Regions from separate parts of the Homo sapiens genome. Here region 2 is linked to region 1. The links are chromatin loops, found by intact Hi-C in ENCODE. Cell type or tissue: heart right ventricle. All regions are shown on one strand. Each heading gives the region's core, and the rest is flanking DNA. Links, peaks and the distances in the headings are about the cores only.

Region 1 (4,000 bases), core at 1-4,000:
TTTCCCACGTAACCAGATTCCAGACCTACCCCAATCCCAAGTCCCAGATGTACCTAGATTGTATGATTGAATTTGAGACCCATAATTACAGCTCCATTGTCACTGACCATGCTGGAGCCTCCCACACACAATCCCTAGTCTACAGGCCTACCCTGCTTGCAAACAGAAAAATGTCATTCTCTAAACCCATGCTAGGATGACTGCAGAATAGGCCAGAATCAGACGTCTGTCCCCTACCACTTGCTCTTCTCCAGCCCAATTATTTGATCCAAAGCACTAAGAAGCAGGAGAATGGTAGAGATGGCAGGGAGAGCAACAGGAAGGCGTCAGAAAGGCACCCTGGCACACTCGGACTAAATGTTAGGAGGACTCAGTAGAGGCATTTCAGGGCTAAGCACAGTTGCCGGGGCTGTTGTCTGTCTGCTGAATCTTTCGGCAGCCCAACCCATGTCCGCGATTTTGACTTCTGGCAGCTCTCTACCCTTGGCCGGCTTCCCCCTCCCAGAAGCCCTCAAATCCTGACCACAGACAACCCCACCACACACCCCTTGGCCAACAAAGCCAAGATACCCAGGACCAAGGGCCAGTTCCCCCAATGAGCCTTCCCACCACCACCCACCCCGCCAATCTCCTCTTTCCTCAACGACCAACCAGGAACACAAATGTAATCCTAGCACTTTGGGAGGCAGAGGCGGGTGGATCACGAGGTCAGGAGCTCGAGACCAGCCTGACCAACATGGTGAAACCCCGTCTCTAGTAAAAATACAAAAATTAGCCAGGTGTGGTGGCATGTGCCTGTAATCCCAGCTACTCAGGAGGCTGAGGCAGGAGAATCGCTTGAATCCGGGAGGTGAAGGTTGCACTGAGCCGAGATCGAGCCACTGCACTCCAGCCTGGACGACAGAGCAAGACTCCGTCCCCCCCAAAAAAAAGCCTGCATGAGTCCTGATGATGGCCTTGGAAAAGATGATGAGGGCACAGGATCTAGGAGCTATCCGAGCAAGTGAATCTAGGGAGAAAAATAATGTGAAAGAAAGAAAACTGAGAGGACAGGAAGCCTTGGTTGGGAAATATAAACAACAACAAACCAGGAGAATTGAAGAGTGAATCAAACTACAATGGACATATCACCTTTTGTCCACTAGAGACACTACTGCCACATGCCCTCCCTCCCGACGGTAACCTTCATTTTCGGGGGGGCGGAAGAGTGGGGAGAAAGACAGTTTGGCTTCGGGTTCCTGCTGGCAGATCCATTCTGTCCTCGGTCCTCGTCCCCTTGGTTTTGTATCCTTGAAAGCAGGGAATGACACTGAAGAGGACTAGCGGTGCGATCCTGCATTTTAGTTGAAGGACCAAATCTCATCTCTCCCAGTGTTGGGACTGATGACTCCTGCACTACTTGATGATCTCCGGTGCCTTGAGGGGAGGACCATGGACTTGGCTGGTTTCAGCAGCCCAGCGGATTTCAGCGTTTGACAACCTGGAAGTTCTGCTGCCCCCTCACGGTGGGAGAAAAGCGGTGGGTCCTGCACAGGCCGAAGAACCACTAGAGGGCAGCAGCACACGGGCTCCATAAGACTTGCTGCGTGTCGACCCTGGCTCATACAGTGCTAAGAGAATTGATCAATGCTGTCGTTCTAAATTCAGCTATGATGAGGTGGTGCTGCTTTCCACAGACTGGGATGTTTCTAGAACTTTCTAGGACTTTCATGTCTAGCATACACCTGAGATGACTGTAGAAAGTCCCTCAATGAGTCAACCGTTGGTTTTATCCCTAATAAAATGGGTTCATGGGGTCAGGAGTTGAGGTATTTACTGCCTTCCCTCCCCCTCCACACACACATCCTTTATGCTTAGATTTTTCCATACCAGAAATTTGAATCATGTGGGGAAAGCATCCACTGTAAGTTTAGTAACAGTTTGGCAAAGCCTGAAAATTATGTGTAAAATAGTGCTTTAGGAGTTCTAGAAACTGAATAACAGACTCATTTTCTGGTATCTTGACTTTCAGAAGGCAAATGAATCATTCTTAAAACAGTTTAGTTTAAAAACAAATGTCAACAAGCATTTGTTGAGTGTCCGCCATGAAGCAACCACTGTACTAGGCTCGTGGTACAAAGATGACAAGACCAGGGCCAAGACAAGAATTTGGGCTGAGGGAGACAGCAGGCACATTTGACGTGACACTTCTTATATGTGGAAGGCCTCACAGACAGAGCTACAGTGACAGGACTGAAAGATGCTAATTCTTCAACTTTAAATTTTTGTCCCCCTAGGGCACGATGAATTATTAACAATATGTTATTTCTTAGAATTCCGAAAATTAGCTTTTGAAAAGCTGGATTATATTGTATTATATTCTGATTTGTGAAAAAGTAGAAATTTGTTAAATGTAAATATTTAAAATAGGCTACAATTTTTGGAAACTTGGGATTTCTTGATTTTTTTTTCTTTTTGAAATGGAGTCTTGCTCTGTCCCCCAGGCCGGAGTGCAGCGGTGCGATCTCGGCTCACTGCAAGCTCTGCCTCCCGGGTTCACGCGATTCTCCTGCCTCAGCCTCCATAGTAGCTGGGACTACAGGCACCCGCTACCACGCCCGGCTAATTTTTTTGTATTTTTAGTAGAGACAGGGTTTCACTGTGTCAGCCAGGATGGTCTCAATCTTCTTACCTCGTGATCCGACCGCCTCGGCCTCCGAAAGTGCTGGGATTATAGGCCTGAGCCACTGCGCCTGGCCGATTTCTTGATTTTTTAATATACCAGGAACCTCTAAAATGAAAGTGGCCCTGATGACCTCTAGGAGACCACAGAGAAGATATAGTCTCAGTTTCCTCAAAAAAATTCTAATCTAGGGGAGAGAGACACATTAATAGGCCACTTTAGTACCGTGTAAGAGGAAGCTTTCTTAAGCCCTATGCATGAATCCTTTAAGACAAACCAATACCAACAATTTGCCAAAAACATGTCCTAAACTGCACTGCTCAGTGCTGAGAGAAAGCATGCTGAATTTTTAAAAATATTTTTTTTAGTCAGAGCTATGAGAGTGCTGAATTTTATCATTCTATGTATTCTTTATTTTTCAATTAATTCCATGTCCTATTCTGCTATTCTTATTTTTTCAATAAAGATTCTAAATGTGTTGATACAGCTACCTTGTCTGTTTTTATGTAACTAATGTCATCTTATTAAGTGATATTATTAGTAATCTCTATTTCAGGAAAACACAAGTTATTTGATTACAAGTATATTCAAATCAAGGGTCTGCACTAAAACCATCCACATCTTCTCCCTATCACAGGTTATCAGTACAACCCTCAATGTCTCTATCTTCACCACTATAATGTTATTTTTTGGCCAGGACTCTGTTCGCTTGGCCCTCAAAGAAAACAACAGGAGCTTAAAAGATTCAGAAGAACCCAATGAACATATAAAAGTGTTACCTTCATCACTAAAAATAATGCTCTGGACTCTAAAGTTTACACACAAGGGGTGATGAGGGAGGGAGCCTGACTAAACTCATGCTTTCTCACTATTGCTCCCTGGTTTTCTCCTAGCCTTTTGAAACTCATTGATCACTATCACTATCAAGCTAGCCATGAGCATGGGCACTGATTCCCTTTTAACTCTGTCTGACCCAACTAAGGACAAAACATTGATTACCAACTTACACAAAAATGGAATATTTAAAGGAGTCTTTAGTGATAACATCTCAGAAATGAACAATGAGAATAAATCCAAACAATCTTTTTTTTTTTTTTTTGAGAAGAGTTTTGCTCGTTGCCCAGGCTGGAGTGCAATGGCGAGATCTCAGCTCACCACAACCTCAGCCTCCCGGGTTCAAGCGATTCTCCTGCCTCAGCCTCCCAAGTAGCTGGGATTATAGCATGCACCATCATGCCTGGCTAATATTGTATTTTTAGTAGAGACAGGGTTTCTCCATGTTGATCAGGCTGGTCTCGAACTACTGACCTCAAGTAATATGCCCGCCTTGGCCTCCCA
Region 2 (6,416 bases), core at 1,416-5,415, 200 kb before region 1:
CAGATTGGCCAGCCCAGAGGAAATCTTAGCAGATAATCTAACCTGGGTGTTGCACACAGAGGCCACCCTGAGGGAGCCAAAGCCAGGGCTGCATTCATAGTCCCTTTATCCCCTAGACCTTCAAAAGGTTTCAAATTGAAATCACGATCATGTCATCTAAGATAACAATTAATTTCTCTTTACAATTAATTGCCATTCAGGGATGTTGTGGTTTGAATATTTGTCCCTTCTGAAACTCATGTTGAAACTTAATCCCCAATGTAGCAATATTGAGAGGTAGGGCCTTTAAGCAGTGATTGGGTCTTGAGGGCTCTGCCCGTTTGATGTCTTAATCCATTTATGGATTAACGGTTAATTGGTTAATGGAATAATGGGTTATCAGAGGATTGGGATTGTGGTTTTATTTTTTTTTAAGTAGATTTTGAGACTTCAGAACAGAAAATGAGGATGATAAGATGGGAAGCCCCCTCCATATCCAAACCACAAAAACACTCTAACTCATCTTTCACCATCTGCTTATTTTTTATGACATGGATAATTGACATGTAATTAGTCTAATAATGAGTGCAAAGCAAACACAGCTCTAGTTCCACGTTCCAATAAGATGCAACATCTAAGCTTCTCTATACTGATACTTAGAACTGCCACTATGTGAAAAGATTGATGTAATCACAGCTAGACTAGATTAATGCTGTCATCTAGTTTATGGGTTTTGATTTCTAACATTTGAGGGGACAGAAAAGTGTAAAAGTCCCAAGTGTATTCTCTACTGCATGTTTTTCATCTCTGCCCAAGGATTTTGGTGTAAAGGCTGGAAACCTTTACACCAAATCTTTACACTAAAGTTGTGAAGACACATAAATCTTTCTCCTGGGATGCCCACAAGAAGGAATGAGTCTTAGTTGCTGCAGGACCTGAGATGGGCAGAGATTATGAGAGCCTCCCATACACTTGGTGTTCTGCACTGAATTGTGTTCCCCCAAAATTCATGATAATTTTGATTAACTAATCTCCAAGTGATGGTATTTGGAGATGGGGCCTTTGGGAGACAATTAAGTTTAGATGAGGTCATGAGGGTTGGGGTTTCATAATGGGATTAGTGCCCTTATGAGAAGAGGAAGAGATACCAGGTCCCTCTCCTTCTCTCCCTTTCTTCTCTTGCCCCTCTACCCACTTCTCTCTCTCCTTCTGTGCCATGTGAGAACACAGCTACAACATGGCCATTGGCATGACAGGAAGACAGCCCTCACCAGGAGCTGAATCACTGGCGCTTTCATCTTGGACTTCCAGATCCTGGGCAAGACTCACCAAGGCAGACATCTGTAGCTGCCTGGAATTGTCTGATCTGGAGTTGATGCTCTGGAACCCTGTGGTTGTTAACTCAGAAGGCACAAGGCTAGGGATCTTCTTTCAGTCCCCGTTAGTCTATCCCCACTCTTCATTTTCTCTTTTGTTTTTCAAGTAATGAATTTATTTTTCCAATTAATGTAGCCAGCTCATGGTACAGCATATTAAAGCATAAAGTACAAATCCAAGGAAGGTAATACCTTTACTATGTTATAAAACTTTGACAAATCAATATATTACTTTTTATTATAATAAAAGCATATGTTTCTGGGAGTCATATACTACTTTAGGGATAATTTTTACTCCAAAAATATTCAAGTACTAAACCAAAACACTGGTTTTTAATGGTGGTTTATAGCAGAGCAAGTTATTTTATACACATTAATATCATTTAAAACTGAGCAATTTCTCCTTTTAAAGTGAAGTTCCTTATGCAAGCTGTTGAAGTTTATGGCAGCAGGGCAATTGTGTGTATATAAGAGGTGGCTCTGCTTTGTTCTGAAGTTCCACCAAAGTCAGGTAGTGTTCCCAGGTGTTAAAAGCTTTAAAATTCTACCTCAAAATGATTCAATGTCAATGCAAACTGCCAAGTACTTTTTGAAAAATTTTTAAATTTTCACATAAATACTGGAACTCTCAAAATTAGACAATCATTTCAAACAACACTTATTTTAGATGATCCCTTTTATTTAGACACCCTGAACCTCTTTGTTTTTATTCCATGTCACAAAGTCTTCTATCAGTCTATTTTTTAAAAATTCTACCTAAGATACGGTTTTAAAATAACAGATTGCAAGGTTGGAGACACCTGGGGTACTTGATGTCTTCCAACATCCATTATCATTTCTCTGTAAATGATGCTGCTACTATCCGAGTTCTTATGCTTCCTCTTTTTGAAGCCAGCAATTTCTCAATCTTAACATGTAGTTTAAGTATTACCCATTCCAGTGCTTCTCAGCCTTTATTAGCATTTGAAGATATTGTACTTGTCTTCAGTTCTTCAAGGTAACTGCTGAGGCTGATTCTTTTCACAATGATTGTGGTTTCTTGAGTCAAAATAGTTTTTTTTCTGGGTCCTGAAGACTATGTTTTGGCTCTTGCTGCAACAGTAAGGGACTTGCAGTTCCCACTCTGTGCAGAGAAGTCTGTGGCCTTGCAACTTTCCAGAGGGATCTATATATCCTTCCAACACATCAACCCACACCCTGCTCAGGTTCGCAGGGCTTGGGTATTTGTGCATTGCAGCTGTTGTAACAGTTTCCCACGGGTGGTGAAAGACGTGCTCTGCAGTCCAGATCTTGATGGTGCAGGCAGTCTGCTAGATGTCTGTGAAGCGCAGGGGAAAATGAGGTGAGGAGGCTACACCTGTCCCACCCCGTCGGGGGCCCTTCAACCAGCTTCGCTGTGCGCAGGTGCCGTCGGCTCCAAGTGAGGCGGTCCTCCACTCTTCGTTACAATGTAACATTTAAACCATTTAAAGCAGAGATCCGCAACGTTTTTGGCACCAGGGACCAGTTTAGTGGAATACAATTTTTCTACGGATGGAGAGGGGTGTGGGGATGGTTTCGGGATGAAGGTGTTAGAAATCAAATAATCAGGCACGCAATAGATTCTCAAAAGGAGAGCAAAAGCTAGTCTTGGTCCTGCGCATGCGCAGTTCACAATAGGGTTCGCACTCCTGTGAGAATTTAATGCAGCAGATCTGACGCTAGGCGGAGCTCAGCCAGTAATGCTCGCTTGCCCACTGCTCAGCTCCTGCTTTGGGGCCGGGTTCCTAACCGGTCCGTGGTGGGGGGGATTGGGGACCCCTGATTTAAAGAACAGTGCTAATGCCTGTTTTCTGCCTTTATTTGGAGGGCCACAGTCAGTTTCAAAGCAACTCCAGCATATGATCCACCCAGCTGTCCCCTCCCACCCTGTTAGTATCCACAGCTCCTCAAAGGCCCCTGGAATTTAGACTAAAGCCTGATCACGCCACTGCACACCGGCCTAGGCGACCCAGCGAGACCCCCATCTTAAATAATAATAAGACTCAAAAGAAAAAGAAAAAGCTCTGAGCTAGGTCCCTGCCCCCTTTCTGTCTGCTTCAGGCCCATCTATACCAACCTTGATTTACTAGTTTTGATTCCACAGTTGGAGAATAAGGGAAAGGCTTTAATCAATGTGTACAGTTTCGATGGAAGAACCATCACAATTTTGAGTAGATCTAAAAGAAAAGTTCCTTAGCACATTGCATATTATTCACTACATGAAGAGAGTTTTTCTAAATAAAAATGTTTAGGACATTCAGGAGAGGAAGAACAAATTATGGAATGATCTCCACAGCAAAGACCTCAAGGCTCTTATGCGTGCAGGGCACAGTTCCAGTGCAAAAGTCCCCAGAGACAGCATGAGGGTTCCCACTGAGGTGCCTCGGGCTCCTTCCAGGGCAGCAGTTGAAGCAGGTCCTACTGCAGGCCTGCAGAAAGGCAGGGGTTTCTCTCCTTTCCGGGTTCCTTCTTGATGGAATCGTCGGTTTTCAGCAGCTTCCGGGGACAGCCTGGACCGCAGAGAGCAGTCCTGACTCCACACAGGTGGAGAATAAGGAACAGGCTTCAATTGTCATGTACAAAGAACTATGAATTCTGAGTTGATCTAAAAGTAAAGCCCCTTAGCATATTCTTGATTACATATAAATCAAAGTTGTATAATTGAGAAAACTTTAAGGCACTTTGGAGAGGAAGAACTATATAAGGAATTATCTCCATCATAGAGACTTCTTGTTCCTAGATGAACAGTCCCAAGGAAGTTTACAATAACATAATGAGGGTCTCCACTGGGGTGTGAGGAGCTCCTTCCGGGGAATTGGCTGAAGGCAGTGGTGCTGTTGATGCAAGGATACCCCTAAAATTGGAGTTTAGCCTGGGAGACCAAGTAGATACTTGACTTTGAGCCAGAAAGAATTCAAGAGCAAGCCAACAGAGTAATGTGAAAGCAAGTTTATTAAGGAAACTAAGGAACAAAAAGGAGGCTACCCCATAGTCAGGGTAGCAATGGGGCCAGGGTGGCTAGCTGGCTATTTTATGGCTATTTCTGGATTATATGCTAAACAAGGGGTCAATTATTTCTTTAGTTATCTGGGAAAGGGGTGGGAGCTTGTGGAACCAGGAGTTTCTCCCCCTTACAGAATATACAGAGTAACTCTTGGGCATTGCAATGGCATTTGTAAACAGTCACAGTGATTGCTCGGGTGTTAGTGTCTTTTAGCATCCCAATGCATAATAATGAGCATATAATGAGCAACGAGGGTAACCAGAGGTTGCTTATGTAGCCATCTTCCTTCTAACTGGTTTGGGCTTTTTTTTTTTTTTTTTTTTAAAGGAATCATGTCTTATCAAGAGGGTATTGTGACCTGTGTCTTGGGGACCTAGCCTCCTGTTTGTCTTGCAAAACTAGTCCTGCCAAACTCCTATCTCACTGTGAGCCAGGAGCAACAAAAGGTTTGTACCCCCCTCCCCTTCCTGGGTTGCTCTGTATTTCAAGCCCTGATTGTGAGTAGTTTATGAAGGCATCCTCAGTATGTGTCTGTTCAGCTCCACAAGCGTTGGCATCTCCTGGCTGGTTTGGGACCATTGAACCCTGCCATTGGTAGAATCCATCTTTCTTTAAGGTGACTGGAGCTCCTTTGTGGTTTCAGCCACTGACTCCTGGACATGTGGGTTTTGATGGCCATTGGACCCCTCTTGAGCCTGGGAACAGCTCCGTGCCTGCTGGAAACCCAGCACAGCAGCCCACACATACCTGATTTTACATCCTCACAGAGCTAAGGGCATTGGCAGGCATGGTGGCTCAACACAGCAAGTGATCTAGTGCCCAGCCTCAGGTTTGTTCACGGTCCTGACCTGGTGGCATATGACATGCACTCTGGACCTGCTTACCTCCAGGACTGTTCTTCCAGGTTTAATGGACAGAACTCCATGGGTTCAGTCTTGTGACAAGGCCAGCAATATAGTTGAGATAGGAAAAGAGGTAAATAACACTGGCTAGTACTGAGTGTCTGTTTTTACAGTATGTTTTGTCTTGTATATAGGCCAGAAACCAGCTATTCAAATAAGCAGGGGATTAACACTAATTTGCCTTGCAAATTGGTTCAGAACCTGATAGGATTAAGGTGAAAATTGTATCATTCTGGAAGATACTCTGAAAACGCTTCTGGGTTGCTATGATTGAATCAGCCAAGGAAAGGGAGCAATGGAGATGTCCCACTGGTGGCACGAACCAGTTACTTACTGTCTATTCACTACACAAAGTGTGTCCTTATTGCAGAGCAGCCTAGACAATTACACCTACTATGTCTCATTCTTCTTGCATATTTTAGAGGCATTGAGCAGTTGTAGATAGGAGACACAATGAGGTTAGATCATAGTCCAAGATCAGAAAGCTAATTCTGCTAGAATCTGGATTCAGAGTCCAGGTCCTGCAGCATACCAATCACATAGAGTAATGAATAAAATAGGCTAGGTTGTGAAAAGGAGCATCCCAGGACTTTCTTAAATCCATACATTTTCTTTTTTTGTCTACACTCATCTAACTACATGAAAGGGAGACCTCAAAGGTGCGATGATTTTTATACCTAAGGAGAAAATAAGTTTAATTGATGTAACATTTTCAACAGTGTTTTGTGCAGGCCTTGATCCTATTTTATGTAATTAGGTGCATTCTGTCAGTTATTCGTTTTTATCTCTTTTCCTACTTCTACTGAGATTCTTCTTATTAGTAACTACTTTACTTCTAGCTATTTTATTTTTATTTCTATTGTGTGTTTTGTAGCAATCAGTCTTATATGCGACACAATTTTATGTATATATATTTTTAATTCTTCCAAAAAGTATTGGGTGTATATCTTATTTCATTTATTATTTTTCGCTTATTGGCATATTTCTAAGATTTTTATAGGTACACTTCATTTGCTGCTTCCAACTTCAACATATCAGCTTCTAATGAGCCTCTGCCAGACTTTCCCTCTCCAGTGTCCCACAGGGGGCACTCAGATGCCACCTAATCAACAATATTTCGTATGTTAGTCTCAT

What was found. A loop is a pair of places that touch in the nucleus more often than their neighbours do. Peaks named below come from ENCODE experiments on the same cell type or tissue, not always from the same donor. Only the 100,000 strongest peaks of a DNase experiment are listed, where the experiment ranks them.
Region 2: it touches region 1 in a loop (7-fold over the local background); 44 of 110 quality-filtered maps call a loop at or near these places.

Annotation. Positions count from the first base shown.
Region 1 is chr5:43,104,346-43,108,345 of GRCh38, forward strand. No RefSeq gene overlaps it. Among named protein-coding and RNA genes, the nearest start is that of ZNF131, 15 kb to the right of the region's middle. RefSeq lists an enhancer at 1,262-1,371. In heart right ventricle, for the core only: a CTCF peak has its summit at 1,524 (motif pointing right); a DNase peak (open chromatin) is centred at 1,506; H3K4me3 peaks cover 812 bases; H3K27ac peaks cover 465 bases.
Region 2 is chr5:42,906,018-42,912,433 of GRCh38, forward strand. It overlaps the pseudogene PRELID3BP5. Among named protein-coding and RNA genes, the nearest start is that of FLJ32255, 84 kb to the right of the region's middle. RefSeq lists enhancers at 2,512-2,561, 2,692-2,751. In heart right ventricle, for the core only: a CTCF peak has its summit at 3,062; a DNase peak (open chromatin) is centred at 3,024; H3K4me3 peaks cover 961 bases; H3K27me3 peaks cover 542 bases.